5 separate regions of the Mus musculus genome follow, and regions 1, 3, 4 and 5 are each linked to region 2. Evidence: chromatin loops called from intact Hi-C (ENCODE). Cell type or tissue: heart. All regions are shown on one strand.

Region 1 (4,000 bases), 220 kb after region 2:
ATTACATAGGACACTGTGCTGAAACCCTTCTAGGGCTTTGACATGAGGTGCTTGGTCTCTATCCATTTACCTACCTGCCTACCTATATACCTACCTACCTACCTACTTATCTATCTATATATCTATTCATCCATCTACTATCTTCTATCTACCCCCCCCCTTTTTTTTTCAAGACAGGGTTTCTCTGTATAGCTCAGGCTGCCCTGGAACTCACTTTGTAGACCAGGCTGACCTTGAACTCAGAAATCTGCCTTCCTCTGCCTCCTGAGTGCTAGGATTAAAGGTGTGTGCCACCACGCCCGGCTCCTATCTACCCCTTTTTTCTCCTTCACTTCTTCCCTTCCCACTCCCCAACTACTCAAAAGTTGCTATCCCATTGATTTTCTTGTCCCCACCCCCTAAAATATTACGCCTATAAATTCTGTTTTTCTGGAGCAGAGGACCAACCTAGGTTTTATCATTGAACTAAATCCCAACCCCCTACCTACAATATTTTATTCTAAGTATTTACTCCGATCTTAAAACTGTTATTTATATTATTTGTAACTTCTTTATTGTTTCTCTCACTGGAACAAAAGCTGCCACCACAGGAGGGTCTATTTGTTCACTGATGTATATTCACTGCTCAGAAGTGATGCACATATATTTGGTTTTGTGGGTTCATTTATTTTCTATTTTGGGACAGGGTCTCTTTATGTAGCCTTGCTGGCCTATAATTCACAGATATTCTCTTACCTCTGCCTTCTAAATGCTGGGGGTTGGGCGTGGGGGCGGGGCATGTGCCGCTTCACCTTCCAAGATGCCATACTTGCAAACCCCAGGAAAAGATTCTTACAATATTTCTGTGTTTTTAAAGAAACCAACATTGTCACTACATCTAGTTAACAATTTTTTTCTGATGCACATTTATTTGGTGTGCAAGGCAGCAGAGAACTGCTACAGTGTGCACATGCAGGTCACAAGACAACTTGTGAGAGGCAGCTTTCTCTTTCTACCATGTGGGTCCAGGGATTGAAGTTGGGTCCTTGGTTTGTTAGCAAGTGCCTCTACCCACTGAACTATCTCACTGTCCGTTATTTTTATTTTTAAAATTTGCACCTGTTTTTGTGAGAGACAGGGGCTTATACATTTCAGGCTGGCATTGAGCTTGCTACATAGCCCAGTCTAATCTTGAACTTCACATCCTCTTGTCTCAGGTCCCTGAGTGCTACAATTTTAATAAGCAGAGCTTGCTAACGTTTGAAAACGTTTGAAGCTGAAGCTGACCTCTTGGGCCATACAATCAGATTTGATAGGAAGCACATACGGAACCTCTTGAACAGTTCTATCTCATCACTCTTCACCAGAGCCAAGAACAGGAGGAAAACCAGGCAGATTATCATGCTAGTTACAGAAGAAACAGCGTAGACAAAGAATGTACAGGCCTGGGGAGATACCTTAGGGGTTAAAGTGCTTGTTGTAAAAGAAGCCAGGATTGGTGTTTGGGTCCTCAGAACCCACATGATTGCTGGATGGTTATGGCAACCAGCCTGTAATTTCTGTAAAGACAGAGAATTCTCAGAGAACCTGGATAGTCAGACCAGCGATAGCAGGGACTTGTGGTATTGAATAAGAATAAGATAGAAGAGCAATTGAGGAAAATTCCCAGCATCACTCTTGGGCCTACACATACATACACATGCATACACACACACACACACACACACACACACACACACACGATGTTCAAACACACATATACATAAGATAAAATTTTAAATAGATAAAAAAGAGGCCAGCGTGGTGTTACACAGCTTTAATACCAACAGGAAGACTTCGAAGCCAACCTGGTCTAGATAGTGAATTTCAGGCCAGTTAGGAATACGCAATGAAACCTTGTCTCAAAAAAGAAAAGTAAATATTATGAATATGATGTAGTTCCATGACAGAGGCTTGTCTAGCATGTTCAAGGTATCCTCTCAGAAAGAAAAGAATGGATGCCGGGCAGTGCTGGCGAATGCCTTTCATCCCAGCATTTGGGAGGCAGAGAGGCAGAGGCAGAGGCAGAGGCAGAGGCAGAGGCAGAGGCAGAGGCAGGTGGATTTCTGAGTTCCCTGTCTCGAGAAACCAAAATTAAAAAAGAAGAAAAGAGGGGCTGGTGAGATGGTTCAGCGCTTAAAAGCATTGACTTCTCTTCCAAAAGTCCCGAGTTCAAATCCCAGCAACATGGTGGCTCACAACCATCCGTAACGAGATTTGATGCCCTCTTCTGGTGCGTCTGAAAAACAATTACAGTGTACTTACATATAATAAATAGATCTTGGAGGAGTTGGAGGAGGAGGAGGAGGAGGAGGAGGAGGAGGAGGAGGAGGAGGAGAAGGGTTCAAACAGAAAACCGAGTCTGAGAGAACAGAAGGGAAGAAACAGATGTTTCTTGGAACGCAGCAGCACACACGGCATCCACACAAGCGAACATTTCTGGAAACCATACTATTTCGAGGAGATTAACACGCAAACACCGCCGAGTGGCAGGAGGGCGGGACTAGTCGAACGCAGGCGAGGGGCTAGCCTGGAGAAACCCTGCCGCTGGAGATTCAAGGAGGAGCTGACAGGTAGGCGGGGCAAGCGAGGGTCCTCCCCCAACTAGTACGTAACTAAAGTACATCAACATCACTTCCGGCTCGGTGTTGAAGCGGGAAACAAAAGGAGACGCAAGACGCATGCGTTAGTGAGTCCCGGATTCTGGTGGGTTCTTCCGCTCAGACCTGGGGAAACGCTTCCGGGTCGCCGCCGGCTGCCGGCTCTTGGCGCGGTAAGTGCGGAAACGAGACTGCTGCCGTTTCCTTGCTTGTTCTTTCTTCCGGCTTCCAGAGAAACCCAGTTCCTTTGACTCGCTTCCCTAGCAGTTCATTTTCCCCATTTTTACTCTTAAAGACATCCTGCTCACTGGCCGTTTCCTAGAGTCTAAGCCCCACCCATCGCACATGGTCCGTCATGCATTGGTTTCACTTCCTGTCACCCAGCATTTCTTGCAGTTAATTGGCTTCGGCCAGGCCGCGCGCATTTTGCGATTAGCATCCCTATAAGGTCAAAATCCTGACGGAGACCCGCCCCTGCCTCCTTCCTGTTGGTCAATCTCGCAGTCATTATCATAATGAGCAAAGAATGGGCGGTGGTGGGTAGAATTTTAGTATATAAAATCTGTCAGTGCTTTCGGGATCGTGGTGGACGCGCCTTTTTTTTTTTCCCCCATCACACGGACCTGGGGGGGCTTTGGTCTAGGGAATGACAGCGTCTAGTTCTGCGTGGGTCAAATTAAGTTGGAACAAAAGCTAGAGTAGGGCCGGGTGTGGGGGCTGGTATACGCCTTTAATCCCAGCATCCGGGGGCTGAGGCATGCGGAGCTCTGTGAGTTTGGGACTAGCCTGGTCTATATAGAGAATTCCACGACAGTCAGGGCTAAATATTGTAACCCTGTTTCATTTACTAAAAATAGGGGGAAACACCAAGGTAGACACCAACTCTATTTTTTCCTGTGCCCTTCCTACAGTGCTGGGCCAGGATCCCTGCCTTGCGTAGGATTTAAGCCCCCATCGAGTGTGTGGCCAAAGTCAAGCTCTACATGTCACTGGGTTTGTGAGCCAGGGCGTTTTAGTTCAGCTTCTTGGTGACCTTCCTGGTCAGCAGCTTCAGCCCACAGAGTTGATTTTGTTCTCTTCCATGTTAGTTCATTCTTCATTTGTTTGTTATTTACTCATCCCTCTGAGAATTTCTTTTATCCTTGGTTGTGTGTACTGCAGTTTGACTGGTTGGTGAGAGAGGTGGTTCATGTCCACACCATTTTGCACTGGTTGGATGTGACATGAATCAAAAGAGCAAAAAATAAGTTTTGTGGTGCGTGTGTGTGTGTGTATTTAAAATGAATTTTACTAGATCTCTGCTATTGCTAATCTTGTGCATAATCACAATGCCACATTCCATCTCTGGCTCCCAGTCTCTTCTCTCTTTAAGCAACATACAG
Region 2 (4,000 bases):
CCATCCTTCCAGCCCACGCTCCTGGCAACCACTAGTCTGTTTCCTGTCTGTGGATTTGCCCATTCTGGACACTTATGTGAATGAGATCTCACAATCTGAATTTTGTATCTGGCTTCTTCAGCTTAGCTTAACTTTCCAAGGTTCACATGTGTTATAGCACATTGTCAATACTTCAAGCCTTTTAAAAACCGAATAACATTCCATGTACAGTAAACACATTTTGATTAATCTATCCGTCAGTTGACAGACATGCCTTCACAGTGTGAAAATGATCAACAGTTATATTATTATGAACAAGGCCAACTTGCCCTTTACATTTTTTTCCAGCTGCATTAATCTCTTTGTTCTTTGGATCATTTTTCCCAAAGTAACTATTTCCATGATGAAATGGGTGGAGTTCCCATAACACTTGGCACAGCGGGTTGCCACAACCTGCTCATCCGTCCTTCAGTGTGGTCCCAGATCTGTCCTCTAGGGCTCCTCACCGGGCTCCCTTTCTTTGTTCAGATCTTTAAATGATGAGATAGTAGTACTAGGAAATAAATATTAGGAGTTTATGTCCGTCTACCCAAGGCTGGCTCCCTAAGCTATGGTTTCAAGTTGCCATATCCTGGCCATTTTATGATGGAAAGGCCATGAACTTTTGTTGTCCTCTCTGAGTTCCAGTGCGGCATTACTGTTATGAGGGCAAGGCAGCCCTTAGTAGAGATGCTGTGCTTCTGTTAATGTGGCCGCTTTCTTGCCTCAGTCTCATTGTATTCTACAGTCTGTTAAGCTTTGATCAAGCTGAGGATCAGGACTACTTGCACTTTGTAAACATTTGACTGCATCTGTTTGCTTAGCTTGGTTTGAAGCAAAGGCACAGCCACTGAAGACACTGCTTATAGGTGTGTGAAGTCGGAGGTTGTGGGGAGACTGCTATGGCGAGAAATAAGGTGATCTGCAGCTGTTCTTATGCTGAGACTAGAAGTCTCTCTCTCTCTCTCTCTCTCTCTATCTCTCTCTCTCTCTCTCTCTCTCTCTCTCTCCCATTTTCTAGGGGAGAAGCCTCTAATGGATCACCTGCTCCTTGGAGGCTTTTTCTTTATCATTTTCTGTCAGCTATAGTCCTATCAGAGAGCTAGGGTATGCTGTCCAGTGCCAAGTGCAGAAGAACAGGCTGTGTGCTGTGGGAAGCACAGAGTGAGTAGGGCTACAATTCTAGGCAGCCGCCCACTGCCGTGGCATCTGAAGTCACTAGGACACTGAGGCAGGAGGATCACAAGTTCAAGACCTGCCTGAGTGAGTTCATAGAGACCTGGGTGAGTTCATAGGCAGCTTGGGCAACTTTTTGAAAGTTAAAAATATTTGGGAGGGTTGGGTAGTGATGGTGTACACCTTTAATTCCAGCATTCAGGAGGCACAGACACAGGCAGGTAGATCTCTGTGAGTTTGAGATCACCTCTGGTCTGGAGAGCAAATTGTAGGACAGCCAGGGCTACACAGAGGAACCCTGTCTCAAAAATTAAAAAAAAAAAAGAGTGGGGAGGATGTTGGGAAGTGGCTCGAGTAGAGATGGCTCAACAGTTGAGTGCTGCTACTTTCTAAAGGACCTGAGTCTAGTTCCAAGCACCCACACCAGACATCTGTACATCCTGTAAGCTCATAAACTCAGACAGACACACACTTATAATAAAGAAGAGGAGGAGGAGGAAGCCATGCTATTTCTATATCATGCAGGAGGCCCAGAGTTCAATCTCCAGTACTGGAAAAAACCAAAAACTTCATTCAAGAGTTTGCCAGATACAAAGAGCCAACATGTTATTTTGGCTTTCCTGTGCAAACATCTCAGAGGACCCATGATAATGCATTACTGGGGGTGAAGGGACCTGTTCTCCAAACTCAGACTGAGTGCTCTCTGTGTGAACAAGGTCTGTGACTGGTCCATTGCATCCCTTAGTCCCCAGTACAGAGGATGGATGGCTTTGGAGAACTGTTTTGTATTTTGTCCCCCGTTGGTGGGGACAGGTATTCTGGTTCCTCACTGAAAGTCTCATGTGGCTTGGCAGTAGTTGTGTGGTTGTCAGTGAGTTTGAGGAGCCGGACCCACTACTGCTTCTTATTGCTAATTGTAACAAGCTTCCAGGCAGGCAAGCACCCAGCTGCCCTCGGCTGCAGCCTAGAGGCCTGCCTTGGGGCCAGTAGGTGGCGCCCATAGCCCTTTCCCACACCTCAACTGCCTGGACCGCAGTCCCGAAGGCTGTGACAGGGCCTAGGTGCCCACATGGCAGTGTCCTGGGTTGCTCTTTGCCTTTTCAGGTTGTATGTTCGTGATTTATCCAGTCTCAGCCAGGCACAGCTCCCTGAGGATGCAGAGGTGTTTGCTTTAGCGGACCCCCAGGGGGTTATTAGAGGAATCCATGCTCTGCTTTTCCCTTCTAACAGAAGAACTCTGCATCCATAAAGTCATTCCTGTTGCCCTGTTGCCCTGACCATTGCTCGCATGGCGCTGGCCTCCAGGGTTCTTGCTTCTGTCTTAGCTGTTTGCCAAGTATGCATTTGTTCAACGGCTGCCTTGGAGGTCTGGATCAGTACCCGCTCAGCCCTGCAGTCATCAGTCCTCAGGAAGAGCTCACACGGTGCTGATGAGTGGAGGAAGTGGTACCTCGAGGCTGAAAGGGAGACACAGGAACTGGCCTTACAATGCAAAACATGCCAATAACATGAAGGTCACAGAAAGGTTGAAGAACTCTTGCAGGTGAAGTGAAGACACACAGTGTTTGATCTTTATATTGATTCTGTCTTACGTCTGGATCACAATACTGTGAAAACTGTTAGGATAACGGGAGACATTTGACCATAGGCAGAATGTGAGGTAGATGCTCAGCCTGTGCTATCAGTGGGTCAGGATCCTCCATGCTCAGGCCTTTTATATATTATGTCCTAGTATTTCCAGAAAGCCTACATATATATCCTTGTGCACTTAAATCATCTCTGGGTTGCTGTACTCTGTTTTGTTTTTTAGAAATAATGACAACAAAAATGTCTGTTATGTTCAATATAGATGCAGGGGATTTTTAGTTTCTGAGTTTCTTTCTATTTTTGATCTGCACTTGGTTGAATCTTTGCCACATTGAGACTTTGGCCATTATGACTGGTGGTTCTGTAGAAGTCCGTCCTTGTACTAGGAAATACATGCCACAGTATTTGGAGATAAGGGGCATAATGTCTGTAATTAATTCTCACATGGGCAAGTAAAATGTATTAGAAATAGGAACCAAATTAATCAGAGTTTAAAGTAGGTCCAAGTCAAGGACCTGTGAAGGTTTTTTGGTGCTAATTTTGTAACTGGTTTCTAAGTTTAACAGTTTAAAAATAGCAATCGCACATTAATACATAACAGGTGTCTGCAAAGAATAGGACAAAGAGTGGCCACCCAGCATTGAGCTTTAGTTAGACCAGCGAATGTCATTTTGGTTGCAGATAAATTCTTCACCATTTGCCTTTAACATTTGAACAGATAGTGTAGTAGCAGCTACCATTGCAGAACATCCTGCACCCTCACACCTCCCGTGGTCATATGGCCACTCTTGTTAGGAGGCTCTGACAGGCCAAGGAGGTAAGATGAGAGAGGCTCTAAAAAGACCTGTCCACAGCACACAGCCAGGCAGAGGCAGAGGTAGAGGTAGAGTCAGGCTCCTATCTGGTTCCGTCCTTTCCCAGAGAGGCTTGGTGAAGCAGCTCATCTGTGTGTTTAAAGATTGGGCTGTTGATTCTGCAGGGCAGTCATTACCTTCCAAAACACTGAAACTAACTAGTAGGAAAGGCTCAGGATGAAGTGTGCAGATTCACTCATCTGAGTTGTGGGTGCTTTGCATATACCAGTCTCCATTCTCTCATTATTCACTTGCTTTCCTGAGGTTGCCAGGTGTAAGAGTGAAAACAAAGGCACCTGGAGGGCTTCCTTGAGGAGAGGGTCTGAGCTGAGCCTAAGAGGCTGGTGCTCAATTTAAATAGGCAA
Region 3 (4,000 bases), 160 kb after region 2:
CCCTGGAGACAGGGCTGCAGCCCCACCAGCTACAGTCACCCCACTACCACGATTGCCACCACAACCAAGGAACACTCGGCGTGTGCCCGCCCTACTCACAGGACGCAGAGTGCGAAGGCCCCCGCCACGCTCTCGCTATCTCGCACCAGGAAGCTGCCATCGCGGCCCGCCCGAGCCAGGAGCTCCTCCGCAGCAGCGCGGCTCAGGTCACGGTGATACCAGGCTGGGGCCGGGCTGCCTAGCGCACCCCCGGGACTCGGTGTCCCACACACTGAGGCCATGGCCCACGCAGGGCTCAGCGCCGCCGATGCCTGCCGCTCCGCGCCATCCGCCCGGGGAAGCTTGAAGTCGAGGTTGGGCCCGGGTCCCGGGACTAAGGATCCACCAGCCCGAGAGAACCCAGTATGTGGGTTCCACGCTTGGCCGCGCCAACCGCCTGGATCTCCGCGCAGCCGCCGCCGCCCGCAGCGCCGGCCTCAACTTGAAGAGAAAGAAAAGTTTGTTCAGAGGCGGCGGGGGAGGGGCGGGAACGGAGCTAGGAGCTGGCCGGTCCCCTCCCCCTCCACTCGGCCCAGAGCCCGGGCCGCCCCTGCCCCCAGCCTCTCTCGGCAAGGACGATGCTCCGACAGCCCTACAGGACCCGCAAGACCAGCACCTCCCAAGTCCCACAATTATTTTGTCCCCCCACCTCAAGAAGATCCAGTTCCCCGGTACCCGCTCCGGGACAACTTGTGAGTCCAAGTTCTCGCTGGTGAATTCAATCCTTCCAACGATTCGCAATGAGATGACCCCTAATCCCTATGCAAATCTGATTCTACTACACACATCTCTTCTACTCGGCACCCCCACAGCCTTGCGGGATCAAGGTTCGGAAAGCAAGGCTCCAGGATAGACATCCACAACTACTACAACATCCAAGAGAACAAGTTCTCGTAACTCCTATAAGGTCAGAGGCCCCTTCAGACCTGAACCCCCCAAAACGATTCCTGACACATCCCACAAGATCCCAAAGAGATCCGATACCCCACCCCACACATACGCGCGCGCTCGAGGTGCCTTTCACGCACCGGTCCCCGCAGGCCCTCCAGCCTGGCAAAACCCTTCCCCCATCTCCACCAAATTGCCTGGCACCACGCCCCACACCCGCAGGCCCAGGTTTTGCAGTCCCAGACCAGGAGGACCCCCTCGACTACCTAGAAAAAAAGTTCCCTCAAGTCTCAGAGCCTCAACTACCGAACGCAGGCCCCACCTCTAGGGCGACTCGGGTTGACTCCTAGCCCGGGGAAGCCTCCCTGGACTCCCCGCGGCCACTTAAGATGGCCATCCGCCGCCACCGCGCACCCCGCGCCTTCCGCCCCGCCCGCGCCCCGCCTCGTCCGCCCGCGTCCCGGTCTCCGCCGCACGCCCGCAGAGTGACCTCGGGACAGCCTTGGCTCTTCAGTGCGCCCGAGCTTCTCGCTTTCGATAACTGGGGTAACGTTACGAGGGCGGGCTCATTGGGGCTCTGCCTGTAAAGCTCAGGGCCTGGCATGCAGCGTGCGCTCCGGGACGGCGGCTATTTTTATTATTAATTAAGGAGTAACGAAGGTGACAGCTGTGTAAACTGTAAAGCGCGACTGGGGACTGAACGGGTATTATTAGCACCGCCCCCGCTCCGGCTACTCCCTCCAAATCAACAAACTTGCGCTTCCGTGGGCCAGGTGCGAGCAGGGAGCTCCTAAGACTCTGGCTGCTAAGACCTCCCATCCACCGACCCCTGGGGCGGAAAAGGGGACCCGGCGGGAGAAGACGGGGCGGAACCCAAACAGGGCTTTGGCCCGCCCTATTTCCCCCCTAAAAAAAGACCTGGATGGTGGTGGCGTCTCCAAGGATTTCTCTTCCTGCCCCGCCCCTCTGCCCCCTGGCTCCTTAAAGGCGCAGGCCTCTAGCCGCTTGCCTACAACCACCAACTCCTAGAGTCTGTCAGGAGCATCCCTTTAACCTGGGAGAGAACTTTCGCTCTGGTAAATTGAACCTGTTGACCGAGCCTGGGGTCAACCCTGAGGAGTTTCCCTCTGTTTAGAGGATAAGCCAATTTGCATTGGCTTAACCCATCTAGAACAAAGCCTGGGACGTGACGGGTCTGTAGGGACCTTCCAGAACAGATAAATACAAAAACAGAGATCCTCCACCCACCTACCTGTTTCTCCTGGTCCTGCCAGGGCTTAAATAAAGTAACATCCTCCAATCTGTACCCAGCTCCTCCCGCCGGGAATGGAGGACGCCCACCCCAGATCCCGGGGGTGTGCAGTGGGGTCTTACTTTCCTATGCCTGTATTCCCGACCCACAGGAGGCAGAAGCAAATGGAACTCTACCTAGTTGTAAGCCAGCTTCCTTGGTCTAGACTTCCAGCCCATCCAAGACTACATAAGAGATGTGGCCTCAAAGAAAGAAAGGAGAACGAGTTGGAGAAAAGCTGTCACGACCCTCCAAAATCAATATATTTACAGCTTCCTGAGAGGACGGCGATGCTAAAGACTGTGTCATTGGGGTGAGATGGCTTAACAGGTAAAGGCGCTTTTGCCAAGTTTGAAGACTTTGAGTTGAACCCCAGGGACCCATGTGGTGGAAGGAGAGAGCTCCTGCATGTTGTCCTCTGACTTCCACACCTGTGCCAAGTCATCCATGCAGCCCACACACCTAGGCACACACTCAGAATAAACACAAATACAATTTAGCCGAAGGCTAGAGGGTGCTTCTGCCTCTGGGAAGCCACTAATAGTTTCTTTGGCTTCATCAGTAGGATACAGCACTGGGCGAAATGCAAGCTTTTGTTTCTTCTGTATCTTCCAGATTGACTTCCTAATGGACTATCCTCGTCCAAGGGACCCCAACCCAGTCAATCTATATCATAGTAGGCAGTGTGAATTTTTACCCCTTTCTCCAGAATCTCTGCTGGACTCCCGTTTCCAGCTTCCCCTTTGTAAGCTGAGAACAGAGCTAAGCAGACACATGATGGGAATAGGGAATGTGTTTTGTTTTTGTTTTTTTTTTTAATTATTTTATTTATTTATTTAATGTATATGAGCACAATGTAGCTGTCTTCAGACACATCAGATCCCATTACAGATGGTTGTGAGCCACCATGTGGTTGCTGAGAATTGAACTCAGAACCTCTGGAAGAGCAGTCAGTGGCCTTAACCACTGAGCCATCTCTCCAGCCCCCTGAGATGTATTTTTGTTTTTGTTGGACTCAAGCTCTCCAGGCAAGCACTCTTCCAACTGAGTTATGTTCTCAGCCCATGATGGGATAATGCTTGAGAATGATATAATTTAAAAATCCTGGATCTTCCTGTTATTTGAGAAGCAACTAGATTCCTACAGGCTACTGAAGCACAGACGCTCGGTTCATCCACCTTCTAGGAGGAGGGAACTTACAATGAACATTTGTATAGTGATGGTGAGTTTTGAAACACTATTTACTCTGACTGGAAAGGATCTGTCCCCACCCACTCACAAGCTCACAGTGACAATAATTCATTAGGCCCAGATGTGTCATAGATTTATTGAAAATGATTGTAGAAACCCCAACCCCCAACATGGATCAGGAACTGGATGACAGAGGAGAGGGGTGGAAGCAGGCTCAAGACTTCCTTATTCTTTGAAGAGTTGAACCAGACCAAGGGTAGATAGAGGAGAAATCTAGAGAGGAAGACTGACCTCTCAGCCAGGGAGCCATAATGACAGCACTGGGGCCAGGCTGGGCACAAGAAGTACTGCTGCATGGGGCACAGTCCCAGATGTCATAAAGGAAGCATAAAACTTCACCACGTCCTCATTCGGATTGCCCTGGGTTGAGTCAAACCACATCTGGATGCAGCGGCCACTCCCTCTGCTGTAGTTGCTGACCTTGTAGGAGTGACTCCAGAGACCCTCGCAAAGGCTGGCTGGTGTCGGGAAGTAGTACTCAAACGTGTGACAGGGTGCTGTGTTTGGGCACTTGTTAATGCCTGCAGGCAG
Region 4 (4,000 bases), 140 kb after region 2:
TACGGGTGTGGCTGAGCAGCCAAGGGAGACAGCGGGGCTGGAACGTGGGGTCTTAAAAGACCGGAGCAGGGTCGCTACAATTTGCCTCCAACTCCATATTCCTACATTTCCCCTCGCTAAATCGGGGGTTTATGAATTTTTACCCTGAAGCTAGGAAGCAAGTCGGCTGAGTTGACCAGGCCAATGAGTACTTCTAGATGATGTACCTGAGTCAGACGACTGACTCCTGATTAGGAAAGTTTAAGTCTGGGACGGCTGCAGGTCGGCCGAGAAAAACCTGGGTATACAAATCCGGCTGCCCCGTTTTGACAGGGGGACCCTGTACAAATGGTCCCCCTAGCGCCCCTAGGGTCCTAGGATGCTCCAAGTGGGATGCCCCAGCTTCCTAAATAGAAGGGCTAGGGTAATAAGATTGACTAGAGCTCCCTCCAAGAAACCAAAATGCAGGGAAGCCATGGGCTGTGTGTGTGGAGGAGTGAGCAGATCCTAAGGACAAAAACCCAAGGGCCTGTTGGGGCACCAAAGACGGGAAGAATGGAAGTGGCGCCGAGTGGAGCAGTGGAGGGTGGAAGTCTGTAGATCTGGTCGGAGGTCTTACACGCTCCTAGCGGCCTGGGACAGAGGTGTCCCGTGTGACCGTCCTCTGGGCTAACTGGCCCCTGTGCCTACAGGTCTGGTTCCAGAACCGCCGGGCCAAGTTCCGCAAACAGGAGCGCGCGGCCAGCGCCAAAGGCGCGGCGGGAGCGACGGGCGCCAAAAAGGGCGAGGCGCGTTGCTCGTCGGAGGACGACGACTCCAAGGAGTCCACGTGCAGCCCCACGCCCGACAGCACCGCGTCGCTGCCGCCGCCGCCTGCACCCAGCCTGGCCAGCCCGCGTCTGAGCCCCAGCCCTCTGCCCGCCGCGCTGGGCTCCGGGCCCGGGCCCCAGCCGCTCAAGGGAGCGTTGTGGGCAGGGGTGGCGGGCGGTGGAGGTGGCGGCCCCGGCACGGGCGCAGCGGAGCTGCTTAAGGCCTGGCAGCCGGCGGAACCCGGGCCAGGTCCCTTCTCTGGAGTTCTGTCCTCCTTTCACCGGAAGCCCGGCCCCGCCCTGAAGACAAACCTCTTCTAGCCGCGGGCGTCTGTAGGCAACCAGCCTGCCCCGAGAGAGACACCCCTCCCCTTCTGGACCTGGCATTATCCCTCCCTATCCCGGCAGCCTGCCTGGAAACTCCCCGTCGTCCCCACTACCCAGTGTCTGATCCCTAGACCTGGCCCCCCTTCGTGGTAAAACAAGCCAGGGCCACTCTGGTCTGGAGTACTAATCACCGTGCCGCCCCTTCAGGGCGGCCGGAAGCCCTTTCTTGCTAGGCTTTCTTAGGAACAGGGATCAAATTACACCTGTCCCTCACTCAGTGCCCAATCATAAAGGGTCCTAAGAAGCCGAGCCAACAGCTCCTAGACTTTTCAGCTAGCTGGGCCACTCATTCCTTGAAATCAAGCAACCTGAAGAGTCCCACCGCCAATCCCACCCTTAACGAGTCACCTCCCATCCCTAGCCAGTATGGCGCAGAGGTTAGACACTAGAGGGGAAGAGCCGTCGGGGAACGGAACAAAATGGTTTTCCTTTTCCTTTATTTTTTCTTTGAAAAACGTGTAATTTATTAAGGTGATTTTGCTCAATCCAAATAAAACTTAATTTATTGAAGACAACAAGCCGACCACCTTTCTGAGTGCCCAAGGTGGGATAAACTGCAGCACTGTCCTCTGACGCCAATTTGGCATTTTATGGCCGAGGTCCTGCCCCACCCCAATAAAATTAACGTGCCCTCCCTTCCCAAAACCCACACAGAAAAACTTAAATAAGTCCGGCCCGGTCCTGGGCTCTTCCTTCATTTCCGGACGGATGGATGTCCCCAGAGTAGGAGCTGTAAGGAACTCTTCCTCTGTGGTTCAGGCCCGTGGGAGGGAGGTGAAAACATCAGTGGAAGTGAGGACTCAGGTGTGCCCCACGCACAACCCTGAGGCAAGGAGGTGTCTGCACCAGCGTAACCACCGATCTTCACAATCACCACAGGCTACTAACCTCCCCCTGCGCACCCCCCCCCCCCCGGGCCTAAAAGCTAGGTGGGGAGCTGGGGAGCACGATGTTTTAACTAGAATGTCCCAAACAACTGGGCAGTAGGGAACTCTGATCCCCAATAAATAGAGATGCACGGCCACACCGCTCCGAACTTTCAACCCCTGGTTGCACGTGCCCATCCAGCTCCGCTTTTGCAGCTGGGCAGCACCTCTGCAATCATTTGCTGAGCTGCAAGGTGTCCAGAAGAAGGCGCTTGTGAGCAGGATCCTGCACCCCAGCTTCCTCAAGGTCTTCCTCAGTGATGTCACTGCAGGAATAAGAGAGGCTGGGAGATGGGCTAGGAGGTCCTAAAGGGCCCGAAACCCCACCCTTGCGGCCACACACCCCGCCCTATCCACCTCCAGCCCCGCCCCCACCTGAGAAACTCCAGGTCGTCCCAGCCATTGTGCACCAGGCCCTCCTCATAGCGCTCCAAGCCGATGGCCCGCAGCCAGGCACCCATGCCCGCCTCTCCCAGCCCGCTGGCCCGCCCGCCCTGCGGGCACGGAGCCTAAAGGAATAGGGCATGTTAGGGGGTAGAACTAAGGGCTCCTCACAGAAACACATGCAAACAGCCACATTCTACCCATGCTCTGAAGGGGAATGAGGCAAGGGATGGAACTGATCCATGTGTCCCCCAAAAGGCACATTATCCAGCTACAAGCAAAGGGGGCTGTAGACACCAGTGAGTTCTGAGTGGAAGAATAAAGGAACACCTATCAGGTACACATAACCAGTTAGCTCCGGTCTAACACACCTCCTCTGCCAAGTCTTCTTGGATGCTCTCCCGGATGCGGGGTGGAGGGAAGCTGAGGGGCCGGCCATAGTCCGAGGGCCCTCGGGGAGGCTGCAATTCCAAGGGGTTGGGGAGGAGTGCTGAGCGTCCAGGCCCTGGAGCATAATCTACCTCACTGAGTGTTTTGGCCATTTGCAGTACCGAACAAGACCGGTCATCCCCACTTGCGACCTCTCCCAAAAAAGTACTGGCAGGTGAGGTGCCTGGCGGTAGTGGTGGTCTTGGATGGGCCTTGGGAGGTGGTGGGCCACGGGCCTCACCCCCACTTCGGCCCCTGACCACTGGCATTGACAAAGGATCCAGGTTAGGGGGCAGGAAGATGGCTGAGTCTGGCAGTGGTGGAGGTGGGAAATCTGGAGGAGGCAGCGTGCCCCCAGAGTCCTCATCTGATGAGCTTCCCTCCCCCACACGAGGGGTCCGGTGGCGCCCAAGCTGAGGAGCAGGCACTGTGATGGCCACTTTGTTCTTGGTGGCAGGTGGGAGAGGGGCCCTGGCAAGTGAGGGTGGCTCCAGGGGCAGCAGCTGATGTGGGACCCCTTCAAGGACGTAGTAGGCAGGGTTATTGAAGCTGTTCTTGGGTGGGGGGGCTGCTACTCCTTCCTGCTCAGATGTCCCTTCTGACTTCAGCCTGGATGGGGAACAGAAAGGACTCAAGGTAAGGGCAGTGGGTGCAGGGGAGAGAGCTGGGGAGAAATGACAAGGGCCTGCCCTGCTCCCAGACTGGCACTTGACCTTGAGTAAGTCACTTGCTCTCTCCAAGCCCTTAAGGCAAAGGTAAAACCCTACCTCCTTTCCCCACTTACATTCTCTCTCCGTTCTTATAATGGAAACCTTATAACAGAAACGTGACCTCGGGCTGGTGAGATGGCTCAGTGGGTAAGAGCACCCGACTGCTCTTCCGAAGGTCCGGAGTTCAAATCCCAGCAACCACATGGTGGCTCACAACCATCCGTAACGAGAGCGTCTGAAGACAGCTACAGTGTACTTACATATAATGAATAAATAAATCTTTAAAAAAAAAAGAAACATGACCTCAAACGGGTGATAGCAGCCTAAGAAGGGCGACTAGAGGTCAGAAAAGCGTCCAGGAGAGAATCCTCTGCAA
Region 5 (4,000 bases), 88 kb after region 2:
ATCTCCATGGCTGTGCTCGGCTGTTAGGGTCACGTGACCCACAAGGCCAGCCTACCTATCACAAGGGTATTGGAAAGTGAGTTTCTCCTTCCAGAACCCAGAGCTGGTCTTGGGCAAGTGATGAAAGATGTCAGTCCAAGCTGTCAGACTTTCTGGGAGCCAAGTACAAGTTCCACTCACCTCAAAAAGGCTGTCTGGTTAGCATGTGCAGAACTAGGCCTCCAGTCACAGCACTCCTAGATAGAAACATGCACATTTCCTTGGCTCTGCCATCCTTCCTTTCACCCCATACAGTTCAGGTATCAAGTTCTGTCATTATCTTCTGTGGTTCTCAAACCTAGTCTCTCTTCTTTTTCCTGTACATTTACTTACCTCACTACTGCGAGAAAATATCTTACAAGAAGCAAATGTAAAGAAAAAAGGTTTTATTTGGACTCACAGTTCAAGAATATAGTTCATAATAGCAGGGTATCTTGGTGACAGGACCTTCATACATTTGGCAGAATAGAGTAGTTAATGCTGGTATTAGCTCACTTCTTCCTTTTATTGAGTCTGAGACCCTTGCCCATGAAATGGTGCCACCCAGATGAGGTGGGTCTTCCCACTACAGTTAACCTAGTGTAGATGATCTCTCACACAGGCATGGCCAGAGTCTTGTCCCCTAGGTGAGTCTAGAACCTGTCAAGCTGACAGAACCAACCATCACATGCTGATACTGGCCATGCAGTGGCCTCCTTTCCTTCCCTTAGTATTCCTGCTGGGGCAGTGATCTTTAGAACACAGATGGCTCAGTGTTTAAGAGCACTGGCTGCTCTTCCAGAGGTCCCCAGTTCAATTCCTGGTACCCCCTTGGCAGCTCACAACTGTCTGTAACTCCAGTTAGAGAGGATCTGACACCCTCACACAGATATACATACAGGCAAAACACCAGTGCACATAAATAAATCTGTAAAAAGAGAAAAGAAAGCACAAATCTAATATTACTGCCTTGTTGAAGCCTTCGAATGGTCCTTGTCCTAACATGGCATAAAGGACCTACTGCCATGGTGGCTGCCAGCCTGCGTTGCTGCCCCTGCTCGCTACATTCACACCAACCACAACAGCCTACCTTTGCCTTCCTATCTGAGTCTGCCACTGCCACCCTATCAGCCTATAGTTCTTCAGGCCTTCCTGTAACATGGTTCGACCCCAGCCCTACCACTGCCTAACCCAATTCAGGAGCAATTGAGGTTCGTTGTGAGAGGCCAGACATGTTTGTGTTATCCCCATTGAAGTAGTTTATAAAATTCACTTAGGTGCTATGACCACTTGTCCTCTGGTAGCTCACAACATACTGAAAGGGAACTCAATGAGGTCGTTAATTACATCATATTCCTTCACCTTTGATCTCCTGGGTGGGCAATAGATGAGCCTGCACATGCCTGGGAGCTTCAGAACTGTGTCTGTGTAAGGACATGGGCCTCACAGACATTGCCCCAGGTTCCAGCAGATTCTCTGAATCCGCTGCCCTGCCTCACACAACTCTCCTTCCACTGCACTTCCGCAGCAGGGCCTGCCCACGTGCCCTTCCCAGAATAGCTTCCCATTCTCAGGCCCGTTCCCTGGGCTTCTTGTGAACACCTCTCATTACATGAGTGGTTTGGTATCTGCTGTGTTTGTGTGATTTTCTCTCAGAGATCAGGACCTACTCCTGTTAACTCTGTTTCCTAGGGTTGGGCCCCAGCTGTACAAAGGTTGAGTAAAGCTGTACAGAGGTAAATGAAGGCAGCCCTTTTTTCTTTTTTCTTTTCTTTCCTTTCCTTTTCTTTTCTTTGTTTGTTTGCTCTCTCTCTCTCTGTGTGTGTGTGTGTGTGTGTGTGTGTGTGTGTATGTGTGTGTATGTGTGTGTGTGTGTGTTGTGGTTTGGTTGGTTGGTTTTGGTTTTTTGTTTTTTTTTTTTTCAAAACAGGATTTCTCTGTGTAGCCCTGGCTGTCCTAGAACTCACTCTGTAGACCAGGCTGACCTTGAACTCACAGAGATCCACCTGTCTCTGCCTCCAGAGTGCTGGGATTAAAGGTGTTCACACCCACCATCTGGCTACAAGAGCTCATTTGACACTACTAGTTAATACAAGGTGACTTTCAACCTCAAGCATTGCTCCAAATGGCTGGTTCCCCTGGAGATGCCACAGCATTGAATAAATTCTTCTCACACAAGACCGTTAGAATTTACCAAGAGCCAGGCAGTGGTGGCGCATGCCTTTAATCCCAGCACTAGGGAGGCAGAAGCAGGCAGATTTCTGAGTTCAAGGCCAGCCTGGTCTACCGAGTTAGTTTCAGGACAGCCAGGGCTACACAGAGAAACCCTGTCTCAAAAAAGAAAAAAATCCCACCCCCACCCCCAAAAAAAAGGACTTACCAGGAAGGTCTGTGGACAGGTGACTCAGCACTTAAGAGCACTGGTGACTCTTCCAGAGGTCCTGAGTTCAGATCTCAGCACCCACATTGGGTGGCTCACACTGCCTATAACTCCAGTTTCAAGGGTCTGACACCCTCATATGTCCTCCAGCTTCTTGCATGCATGGCATGCACCCATAAGTAAAAATAAATTTAAAAATAAAAGAACTTATCAGGAACTGTGAGCCAGGCTGCCCCTGGGCTTCAGCTGGATAGAAGCAGAGCTCTGGGTTGAGAAGAGGCAGTTCTTTTCACTCTTTGCTTTTTTCACATACCAAGGCCTTCCCAGAACGCCCTGTTACACCTTGTGCTTCAAGCATCCAGGTACAAATGTTCTGCATCCTCCCAGCACATCCACCCATCTGGAGCCCTCATCTTACATCAGTGCATGGCAAGTACGCAGCAAGTGCTTGTTTGCAGAGAAGATGCAGAAGGTTCCCCAGTGGGCTCCGAAGAGGCCAGCAGCAGCCTTTCCCCAGAGGGGCAGAAACGACCTGCAGCACTGAGTCTCTTCCAGACACACTGTCCTCTGTAAAGGGGGATAAAAATCAGCCTGCCTTTGTGTAACCCCAAGAAGACCAAGAATTAGAAGGAGCACTACCCAATCATTCTATGAAGCCACAGCCACCAGTTACACTGTATGTTCTCCCTTGGAGGTGGAACAGTTTCTGTCTAATCCGGAACGTATCATAATTTCCTTTCATAGAGGACTTCATAAGAGATTTTTTTTCTACTTATATCATGTTTAGTGTTCCAAATAGATTTTAAAAACTGGTTAGGGGGAGTGGGTGGGGGAGCGTGTGGGGGACTTTTGGGATAGCATTGAAAATGTAAATGAGATAAATACACAATAAAATAAATTTTAAAAACTGGTTAAAAGAAACCTACATATAATAATTTCTTAAGATTTGAAAAAAAAGATAATGTAGTATTTCACTTTTTAAAAAATAATTAATTTAGTCGTCAAACATTAAACCAGTGAGAGGCTAGCCTCAGGGATCGGTAAAAAACTAGTGCCTAGTACCTGTAGCCTCCTGCCCCATATAAGGGCACAGGTAGAAGAAATCCCTTTATTGATTTCCCTTGGCTAGTTCCTAGTTTCCTCCTGTGTGAAACAGAGGCATTGTATACCACTTGGCATTATTACAGTGTTTAAGGAGATATTTAAAAAGCTGACACTGAACCAGGTAGTGGTGACTCACACCTGTAATTCTAGCACTCAAGTGACAGAGGCGAGCTGATTTCTGAGTTCCGCCAGCCTGGGCTCCCCAAGAAACACTGTCTTGAAAAACATTTTTAAAAAAAATGTAAATGTGAAATGCGGACAGACAGACACTGAGTGCCATCATTGTTGCCACGGTGATTTCCATTACTTTCACCCCAATCATTGCCCTGTCTCCATGGGGAGCTGACAGTACATGAACCTCTGTCCATTTTAGAAGTAAAGAAACCAGGACGAAAAAGGAATAGGTATTTTACTTAACCAAGGAGGAAGTGGCAGAAGACAAGACTCCAAGCAAGCTCCTCTTAAGACATCATCTCCACCACACTGCTCTATAAATGA

The links. Hi-C counts contacts between places; a loop is a spot of excess contacts. Peaks named below come from ENCODE experiments on the same cell type or tissue, not always from the same donor. Only the 100,000 strongest peaks of a DNase experiment are listed, where the experiment ranks them.
Region 1: a loop joins it to region 2, with 2.9 times the contacts of the local background. A loop is called at or near these places in 16 of 42 quality-filtered maps.
Region 3: a loop joins it to region 2, with 3 times the contacts of the local background. A loop is called at or near these places in 28 of 42 quality-filtered maps.
Region 4: a loop joins it to region 2, with 2.5 times the contacts of the local background. A loop is called at or near these places in 28 of 42 quality-filtered maps.
Region 5: a loop joins it to region 2, with 2.1 times the contacts of the local background. A loop is called at or near these places in 4 of 42 quality-filtered maps.

What each region holds. Positions count from the first base shown.
Region 1 is chr7:101,893,660-101,897,659 of GRCm38, forward strand. Anapc15 (anaphase promoting complex C subunit 15) reads left to right here and starts at 2,672. Exons shown (of 6, transcript NM_027532.4): 1 at 2,672-2,791. In heart, CTCF peaks have their summits at 2,245 (motif pointing left) and 2,489; DNase peaks (open chromatin) are centred at 2,662 and 3,042; H3K4me3 peaks cover 2,203 bases; H3K27ac peaks cover 2,212 bases.
Region 2 is chr7:101,677,595-101,681,594 of GRCm38, forward strand. The region is part of intron 2 of Clpb (ClpB caseinolytic peptidase B); the gene reads left to right. Among named protein-coding and RNA genes, the nearest start is that of Clpb, 16 kb to the left of the region's middle. In heart, a CTCF peak has its summit at 2,177 (motif pointing right); DNase peaks (open chromatin) are centred at 2,207 and 3,557; H3K27ac peaks cover 397 bases.
Region 3 is chr7:101,836,472-101,840,471 of GRCm38, forward strand. Inppl1 (inositol polyphosphate phosphatase-like 1) reads right to left here and starts at 1,353. Exons shown (of 29, transcript NM_001122739.1): 1 at 1,250-1,353; 2 at 100-480. The coding sequence starts at 281. It overlaps Folr2 (folate receptor 2 (fetal)), which reads right to left. Exons shown (of 5, transcript NM_008035.2): 5 at 3,517-3,990. The coding sequence ends at 3,704. It overlaps Gm10602 (a long non-coding RNA gene), which reads left to right. Exons shown (of 2, transcript XR_003946663.1): 1 at 1-946; 2 at 2,331-4,000. In heart, a CTCF peak has its summit at 1,902; DNase peaks (open chromatin) are centred at 300, 400, 1,470 and 1,820; H3K4me3 peaks cover 2,639 bases; H3K27ac peaks cover 2,710 bases.
Region 4 is chr7:101,821,037-101,825,036 of GRCm38, forward strand. It overlaps Phox2a (paired-like homeobox 2a), which reads left to right. Exons shown (of 3, transcript NM_008887.2): 3 at 672-1,690. The coding sequence ends at 1,109. Inppl1 (inositol polyphosphate phosphatase-like 1) reads right to left here. Exons shown (of 29, transcript NM_001122739.1): 27 at 2,857-3,523; 28 at 2,477-2,610; 29 at 1,596-2,367. The coding sequence ends at 2,277. Among named protein-coding and RNA genes, the nearest start is that of Phox2a, 4.7 kb to the left of the region's middle. In heart, CTCF peaks have their summits at 620 and 2,298 (motif pointing right); DNase peaks (open chromatin) are centred at 755, 1,205, 2,535, 2,965 and 2 weaker places; H3K4me3 peaks cover 1,656 bases; H3K27ac peaks cover 2,117 bases; H3K27me3 peaks cover 940 bases.
Region 5 is chr7:101,766,087-101,770,086 of GRCm38, forward strand. The region is part of intron 7 of Clpb (ClpB caseinolytic peptidase B); the gene reads left to right. Among named protein-coding and RNA genes, the nearest start is that of Phox2a, 50 kb to the right of the region's middle. In heart, no CTCF peak of the experiment used is centred here; a DNase peak (open chromatin) is centred at 1,565; H3K27ac peaks cover 936 bases.